Linked DNA regions of Homo sapiens: region 2 is linked to region 1. The links are chromatin contacts, found by Hi-C in ENCODE. All regions are on one chromosome and are shown on one strand. Each heading gives the region's core, a stretch centred on a gene start or an enhancer-like site at or near the end of the contact. The rest is flanking DNA. Distances are from core to core; before and after follow the strand shown. Region 1 holds the start of CYB5A (cytochrome b5 type A). Region 2 holds the start of PTGR3 (prostaglandin reductase 3).

Region 1 (6,744 bases), core at 2,292-4,791:
GAGAGTTTATAGGCTTTATAAGGCCATGCTGTAACAAGTGAGTGATAACAGGCTTTAATTCTTTTAAAGCGTGCTGTGGGATGGGATATTGGTGTTGAGCAGGGTAAGGGTGATTAGGTTTTAATGGGATGGTAAGGGGTGCATGATCAGTTGCCAAGGAGGGAGTAGAGATGTCTCATACTTGTGGATTAAGGTGAGGAGATACAAGGAAAATATGTGAAGGAGGCTTTGAACTGGGAAAAAGGGTGACAATGAGGTGTGGCTGTAGCCTAGGAATAGTCAGGGAAGCAGATAATTTAGTTAAAATGCCTCGACCTAATAAGGGAACTGGGCAGGCGGGAATAACTAAAAAGGAGCGCATAAAAGAATACTGTCCCAGTTGGCACCAGAATTGGGGAGTTTTAAGAGGTTTAGAAGCCTGGCCGTCAATACCCACAACTGTTATGGAGGCAAGGGAAAGAGGCCCTTGAAAAGAAGGTAATGTGCAGTGGATAGCCTCCGTATTAAGAAGGGGATGGACTCATCCTCCACTGTAAGAGTTACCTAAAGCATCTATCATGGTCCAGGAGGCTTCCAAGGCGATCGGGCAGTGTCAGTCTTCAGCCACTAAGCCGAGAAGATCTGGGAAGGAGTCAGTCAGTGAGCCTTGCGCCAGAGTTCCAGGAACTCTAGGAATGGCTGCCAGGTGAGTTGGACAGTCCAATTTCCAGTGGGGTCCTGCACAGATGGGACATTGCTTAGGAGGAATCCGGGCTGCAGACATTCCTTGGCCCAGTGGCCACATTTTCAGTACTTGAAGCAAGATCCTGGGGTAGGAGGTCTTGGAAGAACGCCTGGCCACTGCGGTTTAGGCGTTTTGAAATTCTTGTATGCTGGAGATGTGGCTGAAGTTTCTCTCACAGCAGAGGCAAGTAATTGCCACTCTTCTCTATTATTGTACACCTTGAAGGCAAGGTTAAGTCCTGTTGTGGGGTTTGAGGGCTGGAATCCAATTTTTGGAGCTTTTTCTAACGTCAGGAGTGGGTTGGGTAATAAAATGCATACTGAGAATAAGACGGCCTTCTGGCCTCTCTGGGTCTAGGGCGGTAAGGCGTTTAAGGGTTGTTGCCAAACGGGCCATGAACTGGGCTGGGGTTTTATATTTGATGAAAAAGAGCCTAACTGTTTTGGGAGAGGTCGGATAAAGAAAACAGGAGCAACAACCTTGACTATGCCTTTAGCTCCAGCCACCTCTTTAAGAGGAAATTGTTGGGCAGGTGGGGTAGGGCTAGTCAAGGAACAAAACCATAAGCCGGACTAGGTGTGAGGAGGGGAAGTGATAGAAGGATTATAGAGTGGGGGAACAGAGGCTGCGGAAGAATTGGGACCTGGCTCAGCCCGGCGAGCAGGGGAGAGGTCAGATGGCTCCACAGAAAAGGAGGATTCAAAGTACTCAGAGCTTGGGGTGGAGACCGAAGGAACACACAGGAGAGAAAGAAGAAAGATTTGGGATGAGTCGCATTGGGAGCAGAGACTAGGGCGGGACTGATGTGTAGAAGAATGCCTGGATGTCAGGAACCTCAGACCATTTGCCCATTTTACGACAAGAATTATCTAGATCTTGTAGGGTGGAGAAATTGAAAGTGCCATTTTCTGGCTATTTGGAACCACTGTCAAGTTTGTATTGGGGTCAGGTGGTATTGCAGAAGAAAATAAGGTGTTTAGGTTTTAGGTCAGGCGAGAGTTGAAGAGGTTTTAAGTTCTTGAGAACACAGGCTAAGGGAGAAGAAGGAGGAATGGAGGGTGGAAGGTTGCCCATAGTGAAGGAGGCAAGCCCAGAGAAAAGAGAGGGCAGAGACACAGGGGGGGTCGGTACTTGACACCAAGGTGAAGGATCAAGGCAGGTGTCCCTGTGGTGATCAGACACCTCTGAAATGTGGGTGAATAATCAGGCAGGCATCCCTGCAGTGATTAAACACCAAGGGAAGACTGTCTTCTCGAGTCCGTGACCAGTGCCGGAGTTTTGGGTTCACGGATAAAACACATCTCCTCTGTCTCTATCAGAAAAGGAAAGGAACTGAAATTAAGGGAAGGGATAGATTGAAGGGTGGTGCCAAAATTGAAAGGAGAAAGAGGTTGAGAGATAGTGAGAGAGGTTGGAGAAGAGAGTAAAAAGAAGCTGCTTACCCAATTTAAAATTGGTGAGATGTTCCTGGAGCTGGTTGGTCTGAGGACCCGAGGTTGTAGGTGGATCTTTCTCACAGAGCAAAGAGCAGGAGGACAGGTGACTGTCTTATCAGTTAAGGCAGGAACCGGCCATTTTCACTTCTTTTGTGATTCTTCAGTTGCTTCAGCATTTTCACTTCTTTTGTGATTCTTCAGTTGCTTCAGGCCATCTGGATGTATATGTGCAGGCTTGGGCTCAGAGGCCTGACATGCGTGTGTTTTGTGTTTTTCTGGATAGGCATGCATTCCTATGGAGGAGGTAAGCAGGGGGAAGGGAGCTCACATTCATCAGACACCTAGTATGTGTAGGAACCTTCTGCATCCCTGGAAGGATGGATGACCCCACATGTGAAACCTCTCGTGTGGTTCTTTTTGGAATTAACTACCATTGCTGAAAAGGGCCTACATAAAATATCAAATTTTAACATGCTGGAATTTTTCTTTATTTTTTTTCTCCTTCAAACATTTGTAGCTCTTTATATGTGGTATTTCCTCTGTGTCAGAAGGGAAAGAGGGTGCCCTTTGGGGAAGTTCTCTTCCAGACTCCTAGAAGAGAATCTGATTTACCTTAAATGCACAAACAAGGCCTTGCCATGTCACTGGCCAACCGCAGACAAACTACTTCAGTCACAGAAATAATTTGGACACTTTTGCTTTTTAAGGAAAAGATGATTTCCCTGGATTTTTTTCCTGTGAGGACGAGGCATTCCAAAACCCCAGCGGGGTCAGGCACAGTTCGCCAACTTTATGTTTTGGGGGGCAGCGCATTTGCTTCCCGAAGTGAGTTGCGAAACCGTTTTCTAGCGCGCACGGGGCTTTCATCTCTTCCGTGCATGCGAACGGCTTTCCGAGATGCCCCCTTTATGGGCTTGGCCATCGCTACTTTTGTTACAAATTAACGTCTGGGACTCGGACTGCTGCCAATAGGAAACTCCCGCGATTCGCTGCCTAGTTCGCCGCCCTCACAAGACTGGACTCTGCACAGGCCATCCATGCCCGCTGGTGCACCTCGCTCTCTCGCACGCTTAACCCGCGGGGACGCCCCCGACCTCCCACCTCAGCCCTCGCCACAGTTAGTCCCGCCCTTCCGCGCAGACTCCGTGGAGTCCTGTCACGCTCTCCGCGCGCTGCGGCAGCCGGGAGATTGTGAAGGGCACCTCCGGCAGCCAATTAACACCCGCATACTGGGCGGGACCACGCTTGGGCAGGCGGAGGGGGTCGACCGAAGGCGGGGACTTTTGAGTGACAAGGATGATGGCCAACCGTCGGAGGCCCTTCTACTGCGCCCCGCCCCTGAGCCGGCCGCCCAGCCCCCAGTGGGGTTCCCGGCGCGGGGAATGTCCCGGGTGGAGCTGGCTGAGTCGCGCGCTCTGCTCCACCCGACGGGGCTGTGTGTGCTGGGCCTGGCTCGCGGCGAACCGAGATGGCAGAGCAGTCGGACGAGGCCGTGAAGTACTACACCCTAGAGGAGATTCAGAAGCACAACCACAGCAAGAGCACCTGGCTGATCCTGCACCACAAGGTGTACGATTTGACCAAATTTCTGGAAGAGGTGAGTTGGGGATGAGCGGCTTGGGGCGCAGGGAGCGTGGGCCGGGTTTGGGGGTTCACTGGCATGACCTGTCTTTCGCGGCCCGGAGTCCGCATACCTACGCCTAGGCGCGCCCCCCGAGTTCGCTCACCTGCGCGTGTACGCCTGGGCGCGCTTCCGAGTCCGCACACCTGCGCGTGCAAGCCTGGGCGCCCCCCACCGCCCCAAGTCCGCACACCTGCGCGCTCACACCTGGGAGCGCTCCCCGAGTCCGCACACCTGCTAGTGTACACCTGGGCGCTCTCCTCGAGTCCGCACACCTGCGCGTGCACACCTGGGGAGCGCTCCCTGAGTCCGCACACCTGCGCGTGTACACCTGGGAGCGCTCCCCGAATCCGTACACCTGCGCGTGCACACCTGGGAGCGCCCTGCGCGGCGGCATCCTCGCTAGGTGGTGCTGGAGCAGCCTTCCGGGGATAGCGCGCAGCCATGCGGGGGATTTAAATGATCCCTTTCTCCCTTGAGTTTGAATAGAAGGGTGTCCTTCCAGGACCGGCGGCATTCCCGCAGTGGCCGGCTGGAGACCACCCACCCCGAGAGCTGCGGATCCCGCCGGAGGGGACCCCAAGTGCGGAGGTCGGGTGTGGTCCGGGCCTGCGCTTCCCGCGGCAGCCACTGGCCGACCTTGCGGTCCACACCCACTCGCGTTCGCGTTCACCTGGAAGAGGCTCGGTGTTAATTAACCTTTTCCAGTCACGCCTTGGCAGCCAGGTGCCGTGCTTGACTCCTGAGACCGCGGTGTGTGGCTGGAGCAAGAACACAGAGGCCAGGCAGAGCAGCGGACGTTCTGCGTGGGACTCGCCCCTAACAGCTTTGGAAGGTGTAATAGGAAACGTTGGTTAACTTGAAGACATTCCTTTGATAAGATTCTTTGCATTCGGTTATAATTTTTGCCGCACACGCTAAGGGGCGCTTTTGGTGATTGTCTTAGATCCTCTGGAAGTGTTTTACTACTTTTGGGGGAGTCTCAATCATAAATCTTAACGCATGCTCACGCCCCCTCCCAATAATGAGAAGGTTTAGTGATGGGAATTTTTTACATAGTCGGGGAGCAGGGGACAAAAATAGATGCCTGGTCTGAGCTGGATCACAGTTTATATCAGAGGACTTTGTTTTTGCAGAAAATGTTAAAATCAAAAGGCCTGTTTTAAAAAATGAGGCTGGGCCAAGCACGGTGGCTCACACATGTAATCCCAGCACTTTGGGAGGCTGAGGCGGGTGGATCACTTGAGTCTAGGAGTTCGAGACCAGCTTGACCAACATGGCGAAACCCCATCTCTAACCAAAATACCAAAATTAGCCAGGCCTGGCGGGGCACGCCTGTAGTCCCAGCTACTCGGGAGGCTGAGACAGGAGAATCCCTTAAACCTGGGAGGCAGAGGTTGCAGTGAGCCGAAATCGCACCACTTTGCTCCAGCCTGGGGGACAGAGTGAGACTCTGTCTCTAAATAAATAAATAAAATTAAATAATAAGGCTGGAGTTGATGTTTATTGGTAAGGTATTTCACTCTGGAGCAGTGCCCGAAGATAAAGTCATGTTACCATTTAGTAAGGAGGGGTTTATGTTGGGAAATCAGAGCTGACCTGTCCTCTCCCTCCTGCCCGGCTGCAGATCTTGTCATATAACATCAATTCTCATTAACTCTAAATGTGGAATTTTAAGATACAGTGTGTGCTTTGTCTATTTGTGCTTATAGAAGAAGTAGCATAAGAGAATATTAGGATATTTTATATTATGAAGCATTTTCTTCTTTTCTTGTCTTCTCCTAAAGCGAGTTTTTTCAACCCTGGCACTGTTGACATTTTGGGCCAGCCGATCTTTGTTGTGGCGTCTGTCCTGGGCATTGTAGGATATTGAGCCACCTCCCTGAGTTCTACCCACTAGATGACCGGTACCACCACCTCCCCTATTTTTTTTTTTTTTTTTTTTTGAGACAGAGTTTTGCTCTTGTGGCCCAGGCTGGAGTGCAATGGTGTGATCTCGACTCACTGCAACCTCTGCCTCCTGGGTTCAACCAATTCTCCTGCCTCAGCCTCCCAAGTAGCTGGGATTACAGGCGCACACCATCACGCCCAGCTAATTTTTGTATTTTTAATAGAGACAGGGTTTCAACATGTTGGCCAAGTTGGTCTCGAACTGCTGATCTCAGGTGATCCACCCACCTTAGCCTCCCAAAGTGCTGGGATTACAGGCGTGAGCCACTGCTCCCAGCCCTACCTCCCCTATTTATAGCAACCCAAAATGTCTCCAGATATTGCCAGAGGTCCCCTAGGGCACATAATCTCTCCAACTTGAGAATTACTAAGGTTACTGTGCATGACTTTAGGGGTAGATTTTCAGAGACGATAATAGGGAAGTGAAGATTATTGTTAAAATGTACTCAAAACTATTTACTTTCACATTTCATTCCTGTGAGTCAGGAAAGGAGGGATTGTGCAAAAAATTTTCCGAGAAAAACTGAGAGATGAGAGCAAGCTCTTGAGTGGGTAAATTAGCTGAAAACAAATTTCTTTATTTTTTCTTACTCAAAGTTTTTGTGGAGAATGCATCTCAAATAAAATGAACAAGAGGGTGGCTGACCCCTGGAACGGCTAGGAGGATGGCGTGAGTGAGGAGGCTGGGGTCTGGGAGAAACACAAGGAGTTAGTTTGGTTTTGGTCCTGTTGACTTTAAGAGGTTGGAGGGATCTTCAGGCATTGCGAGAACTGCATGCGTTTCTGCCTCCACTGTCTGCCAACATGTGGTTCTGGGAACAAGCAAGGCCACTTAGCCTTTCACTGGATTGTGTCTGACCTCTGGGCACCTCCCGATTCGACCTCTTATGGACGTGTTTTTCCATTTGCCGTCTTTATTATTTGCTTTGACTTTCTGTGACCATCTCTTGCTTATTGCATGTCCTGGTCATTGGCTTCCCAGCCCCCGGCAAAGCCTCTGGGAGCCTCTCTCT
Region 2 (6,744 bases), core at 4,107-6,606, 920 kb before region 1:
TTTGGAAAATCGCTTGACTCACATATGTATATCATTGCCCTCTTTCTTTTCCAGAAAATGAACAAATAATATTTGCTACCAATGCATTGTGGCTACTTTAAGAGGGAATCTGACTGGCTTCTGCAGAGATTATAAACATCGACGGCTCCTTATTAAACGCTTAAGATGAAGGAAATCAGGATTTTCTCACCTAGCCCATTACAAATATAGGAAGGACTTATGCCAATGTAAATATTAGTGAAAATAAGCAAGTGTGAACCAACGTGTGTTAATGGAAGTAATTCCAGATGAAAGCAAACAGCCTTATTTTGCTAGGAATCCACGTTAATGCTTTTTATGAGTGAGGGGGGAAGAGCTAAACAATGGCTCATCTAATGAACACAAGAATCCCACAGGTTTGGAATCAAAGTAGAGATAATAAACCCTGTAATTAAACTTACACAGAACCTTCTAGTATGGAATCTATTTTTGAAATCTCACTTCAAAACACAGGACACTTGGAACATGTGCTGTCTCAATTTCCTCTCAACTAAAATATATTTTGGCTCCATTTTTTAGGGTTTTTTCCCTCTCAAGTTCCTGTACAGCAGATGACTCAGTCATCAACTCTTCATAGCCATCACTTTGCAGCATTTTGATTAAGTATGCCAAATGTCGTGTAGAGGAAAGAATGGAAACACTAAGCCTGCCAACTTTTGATTGACCATTAAAGCCAATGATATATGTGCCTGTCAAAAGACAGACAATTAAATCAATATTGGAAAAAAGTCGCCTTGACGGCTTGTTTTTATGTAAGAGCTGCCAGGATGGATTACCATGCACCATCATGCCCTTGTCAACTTTCAAACCTTTTATTTAAAAAAAAAAAAAATGTGGTATTTAAAGTTGCAGTACCTCATTCCCTCAGCATTTTGTTTGTCCTTGGAAATATTCACCGCAATTTTAACTGCAAAAGTTCTTAAGAGTACAGGAGTAGTTTTCTGAACACAACTTTTTATTGTACATTCTGTCATTTAAAAAAAAATCCCTCTAACTGTGAAAATGTAAAGACCTCTTGTTTCTAGCATGAGCAAGTGGCGAATATCTTGAGACACTGAGCTATATTATTTGGGGGCTACCAGTGGCATAGATACTCTCTTTGAAAGGTTTCTTCCTCCATTACTCAAAGTTATTCCAAAATAAATATTCTCCATTCTGTTCCTTTTATGTTGTGAATACTCAGCATAAGGTAATCTCCTTCAACTCTTTGAGAGCATCTCTATCAGTGATCTAATGGAAATGATGAGGTTATTTTACTGAACCATTCATAAACGTAGATACTATTCCCAAATTTTTTTAGTAGCAGTAATCTCTGCTTTAAGTGCTTCCCCAGAAAAAGCACGTATAAAGACTTGAACACGTGCACATTACTGAATGTGATACTCAAACTTATTCAGATTCTATTCTGTACTGCAACAGCTAAAGAGTCGCTCATGTTTAAACATAAAACACTCCTTCTAATATTTTTACCCTAAGAGCTTGGAGAGAGTTGATTTACTCTATTATTTAGCGATAACTCACTGGCATATGGGTTGCATTCTCAGCCCCACAAACGCAATGTCCAAAACTGAGACAAGACTTGAGCAGGCAGCAGAATCACTGGGCTATTTTCAAACCTGTGCTCAAAAACGCACGGCAGCTGACCCACCCCAGGTTTAGCAATGGATTAGTAGGTGAGCTGAGTTAAGGGATGCTGCAGCTGTAAAACTTCTGAGACAAAATTAAAATGGAGCAGCAAAAGGGGGAGCGAGAGAGAAAAGTTGCCCTGATAGTGGCGGAGCTGTCAGGAGCATGTGTGTTTCCATGGTGAGTGATTTATTGATGTTTATCAGGAATGAATAGATCAAAGGCTGCCAGATGACAGGCGATCAATCACACATCAAATCAAGGATGGCAATCCTCTAATAAAACAGAAAACAAGGAAAACCAGCTCCTGCCAGTTCCTCCTCCAGAGAAAAATAACTTTTCTGTTCAATCAGAGTCTGCACTATCACTGCCTTGTGCTGGCCTGATCAAAAGACATCTTTAGAGGTAATAAAAAAAAAGTGGGGGCGGGGGGCCTCTTGCACAGGACATTAAAGGCTGCTGTTTTCCAGAGAAATCTTCTGAACACATTCTTTGCGTCCCAGCCTGGTGACCTTGTTTTCAAGTGTCAGGTTCAGCCTCCCCGCCTTTGGAGGACTTTTCCAGTGCGCTCCGGCAGCCAAGGAGCAACTACTTCCCCTCAGCGCACGCCCCCTCCTGAGGTAGCCAGAAGCACCCGCCGTCCCGCGGCCCCCGGCCTCCCCCGGCCATCCGGGCTTCCCGCAGCGCAGAGAAGCACCGCGAACTTTCTCTGCTCCACGCGCCGGCCCAGGTTGGGGGTGTGGGGGAGGACGGCGACCGCAGCCTCCAGACGACTGTGGCCAGCGCAGGCTGGGCCTCCCCTCCCCAGCTTGGGGCGGCCCGCGGCCCACGTCCCGCACCTCGGCCCGCGAAGCCCCCTCCTCCTGCTCCTCCCGGCGCCCACTCCCCGCGGCGCGGGCCGCGCGCCCGTTACCTGCCGAGCGCCGGGGGGCCTGCTGCTTCCTCCTCGGCATGCTGCTCGGCCGCCGCAGCCGTCGCCTCAGCCGCCGCCGGAGTTCGCGGGGCGCGGGGACGCGGGGCCCCGGGCGCGGGCGCAACTCCGCGGCGCGCCCAACTTTGGCCTCGTCCCCGCGGGCTCCGGGCTCCGGGCGCGCCGCGGACCGCGGGGAGCCGCTCGCATGGACCGCCGCGCCCGGGGCCGCTCAGGAGGCGGCGGCGGCGGCCGCGCGGCCCGCTTCCCGGCGCCGGGCTGCGGGCGGAGCGCGCGGGGCCTGGGCGCCGAGCCCGGAGTCATCCCCGGCGCGGGCCGCGGGCGCAGCAGCGGGCGCTCGGCGGGCCGGCCCGCGGCCCGCGCTCCATGCTGCCGCCTCCCCGCCGCCGCGCTGCTGCTGGGCGGGCGCTCCTCCCGGCGCGCCGCTCCGGGCGCTCCCCTGCGCCTTCTTCCGCGAGCCGAGAGTCGCCGAGCGCAACTTTCTCTCCCCCTCTCTCCTCGCTGTTTGGGGGTCGCGGCGAGTGTTTTTAGTGCGCGGGTCGCAGCTTTCTCATTGTGCGCCAGCGAGGCCGATGCAGGCTGTCCTTTTCCTCCCCGCACTTAGTCTAAGAGGAAGAAAGCAAACAAGACAGAGGAGTGAAGCCCCCGTACATACATGCGCCGGGGGGAGATGTCAGGCGCTGCTCCACCTTCCAAACAGTCACAGATCAAACAGTGTCACCCCGCCGGAGCGCCACTTGGTGCCCCGCGCTTCCACCCGGGGGGCTTGGCCGCCAGGATCGCCGCTTCTTCCAATGCGAAATCTAATGCAAACACATTTTGATCATGGATTTTTGGCCGGTCTTGATCTTCCAACAGAAAAAAATTTGAAAAATACACAAAAAGCACCCCCCCCTCCAAGAAAAAAAAAAGGCAACAACAACCCGGAGAGTGTGTGCAAAGGGGGTGAAGAGCAGACATTCACTGGGTGGGCGAGATGAGCGTGGACTGTCCCCCCCCCCCTCAAACTCCTGGGAGAGAGGGAGATGCACTCTCGCTCTCTCCTCTTTTCAGTGAAATATAACACACATTCGGATCGCAGAGCTTTCAGACAGTCTCAACTGATAGACAGACACATCGAGCTGCTTTTCCTGCTTCAGTTTTTACTCCTCCTCCTCTCGCCAACGTCACCCTGACAATTACAAATAGGTCTCTCACAAACCATACCTGTCAATCTTTTTAATTGCTTTGTTTTCTTTTTTTCGGAGCTAAACAATATGACAAAAAAAAGAAATCTTAATACAGCATAACATAAAAGATTGTACATTGGAGGAATTCATTCAGTGTTGTTATTGTAACCCACTGGCTGATACCGGGTAAAACCCATATGCTCTAAGTTAAGTAGACATTAGTTCCTGCAGATTTTTAAACCTGTTAGTTCCCCCCCAACACACACACATACACATACACACACTTGCACATTCATACACACGCAACCACGTGCATCCAAACTACCCTTGGGTGAAGCATGTCCTACATTTGGGGGGAAAAATATCTGTGTCGCTTTTGCAATCTCAGGTTGGGGGGTTAGATTTGGCTGGGGAGGAGCCCAGAGTAGCTTTTATATTTTGGTAATTCGTGGGTAACTGAAAAGCAAGATATTTTTAAAATTAAATTTTACAATTTAAATAAAAATGTAAAGATGGACTTAGTTCATCACAGAAAAGTGTGGAAATATTTAATTTGGCCCCTCTATAAAAAGTGAATTGACATTTGGTCCATGCACGCCAGTAGGGAGAAAACGGACACGATGGAACGACAGATCTTTCTAGCTGGGTTCGAAAATGAGGTCCTCACACAGCAGTGCAACGTCTCCAATTCAGTTAAGTCCCTCGGCATCCCCACGTAGAACTTTAAAATGTGTCTGTGCTCTGGGAATTTGGCCTTCTGGTTTTCTATATGTGTGTTCTCTCCCAATGGGAAACCTGTAACAGTCTTGTAGATCTACTTAAAACATTCATGGAAAAACATGAAATCTAGGCCAAAATAAATAAAATGGCTTAGTTCCTGCAACTTGCATGGGACAGACCGTGGACAGAAAGCACGCGCAAGGGGTTCCGGGGACAGGAAGCCACCAGCCTGGGGAGCGGGAGGCACTGGACATTTCCCCGCCCCGCGGTCGGTACGGGTGCGCGTGCGGCAGCGGCGGCAGGGGCTCCCCGCCCTGCCCGGGGTCCCCGGTCGTGCCCCGCCGCCCGGGCCGCGCTCGGGGTTGATTCGTACCACCTTGCAAGGAAGTGAACGCTTCGCACGGGAAGGGGAGGCGCCTGCGCCGGCCGCCGCGCAGCTCCGGGGACGCCCGGGGCTGCCGCCGGCTCGGGGCCGCAGACGACCGCGGGACGCGCGAGTCCCCCGTCCCCCCTTGCCCGCCGTCCCCCCCGCCACCCTTGCCCGAGAGGAGTCAAATCCGGCTTTTAGAGCTCGGGGAGGGTGGGGATATCCGGTGCCTCTCCCGCGCCAGGAGGAAGGGGGAGGGCGGAGAGGATCCTTGGCCAGTCTGCGCCGAGCAGATTCAAACCAAAACAAAAAGATTAAAGGAGCAGCGGCCGGGGCGGCAGCGGTCCCCAGGCCGGGACACCCGGGGTGGTGCGCCCGGGTTCGCGGGGGCTGCGCCGGCGCCGGGGAGGCGGGGGGAGCGGGAGCGGGCGACGCGGGGAAGGGGGGAGCCAGGGGGAGGGCGCCGGCCGGAGGAGGGGCGGACCCGCCCGCCCTAGCCGAGCAGAGCACAGCCGAGCCGAGCGGCCCGGGCGGGGGCCGACCCCGGCCAGCGTCGGCGCAGAGAGCGGGCGGAGGCGCAGGCCATGCTGCGGCTGGTGCCCACCGGGGCCCGGGCCATCGTGGACATGTCGTACGCCCGCCACTTCCTGGACTTCCAGGGCTCCGCCATTCCCCAAGCCATGCAGAAGCTGGTGGTGACCCGGCTGAGCCCCAACTTCCGCGAGGCCGTCACCCTGAGCCGGGACTGCCCGGTGCCGCTCCCCGGGGACGGAGACCTCCTCGTCCGGAACCGGTGAGCCCGGCGCCCCCCAACCCCACGCCCCCGTTCTCGCCCCGGGCTCGCGCCGCGCCGCGCCGCTCCCGCAGTCCCCAGCCCGCCCGCGTGCCCACACTCCGGCGCGCGCTCGGGCGCACAGCCTGAGTTTGCGAGATCCCGGGAAGTTGAACCCGCCGCCATCTGGCGAAGGCGAATGTGATGTGACTGTTGCTGGTGTGAATATCCGATGCCACCGAACGTCCTCATAACTGAGGGTTATTTTAATTTGGGATTCCCCTCCCCTCCTCCAGCCCTCCCTCCTCCCCCTCCCGCTCCCGAAATAAAACCGACGGGACCCAGAAGGGGAGGCTCCCCGCCGGGCCGCCCGCGCGCACCCACAGTTCCTGCGTTGACATAATCTTTAGGGTGGAGCGGGAGCAGCCTGGACGCAAACTGCGACGTTTAGGTAAACGTGCTTCGGAGGAAGGAGGCTGGGACCCGGCTGGCTTTCCCTGTTCCCTCCAGGTTGGCAGCCGCCTCGCAGTGGCGGAGCCTGTCGTTGGATGTGTGGGTGTGCACCTCGCCGGTGTTGTCTGCGTGCTGTCAGTGCAGTGTGACTGTTGTCTGTCCCCTGAGTGTTAACGACCGCCGCGTGGCGCGTGTCCCGGGCAGCTGGGCCAGGGTCGGGGTGGGGGCATGGCTGCCTTTGCCGGCACGTTTTGCAGACATTCAGGTGACACCGGGTTGTTGCGAGACCTTCTGGCTTTTCCATTCCCCGCGCTCCCCACCGTCGTGTTTCCGCCTCACTCATCTTTAGTAACTGGCGAAGCAACAGGGAGGAAACGGACCTCACTCTTTATCGGAGCCATGCCCGCTTAGGTCTTTGCTCCGTGGGTCCCTGGCTGCCCGACTTGACTGGCAAGGCGCTCCTCTATGCCCTCTGCAGAGGCCTGCAAAGTCCCATCGAAATGTTTACGGTGCTGCATGTGTCAAGTTGAATAATAATATCGAAAGGGAGGAGTAAGTTCTGACTGTAACTATGTTGTAAATTGTGTACTAGAAAGTACCGTAAAGTCCCTTGCACGGACTGAAGGACAAAATGTACCTTCCTAAGTAGCTTGATGCAGCATTTAAT

What was found. A loop is a pair of places that touch in the nucleus more often than their neighbours do. Pooled maps may share reads with other maps.
Region 2: a loop to region 1 is called in a map of CD4-positive, alpha-beta T cell, with 6 times the contacts of the local background. The contact joins the promoter of PTGR3 here to the promoter of CYB5A in region 1. A Hi-C loop is called at or near these places in 4 of 168 maps with a recorded cell type or tissue (CD4-positive, alpha-beta T cell, ascending aorta, gastrocnemius medialis and 1 more), 5 of 37 single-sample maps with no recorded cell type and 21 of 50 pooled maps.

What each region holds. Positions count from the first base shown.
Region 1 is chr18:74,288,760-74,295,503 of GRCh38, reverse strand. CYB5A (cytochrome b5 type A) reads left to right here and starts at 3,541. Exons shown (of 5, transcript NM_148923.4): 1 at 3,541-3,757. The coding sequence starts at 3,629. RefSeq lists enhancers at 2,453-2,622, 2,982-3,041, 3,331-3,500, 3,580-3,749, 4,355-4,962.
Region 2 is chr18:75,207,751-75,214,494 of GRCh38, reverse strand. PTGR3 (prostaglandin reductase 3) reads left to right here and starts at 5,356. Exons shown (of 2, transcript NM_175907.6): 1 at 5,356-5,645. The coding sequence starts at 5,437. TSHZ1 (teashirt zinc finger homeobox 1) reads right to left here and starts at 3,698. Exons shown (of 2, transcript NM_001308210.2): 1 at 2,579-3,698. The coding sequence starts at 2,618. RefSeq lists silencers at 2,385-2,704, 4,642-5,681, 5,707-5,882 and enhancers at 3,587-3,881, 4,921-5,851.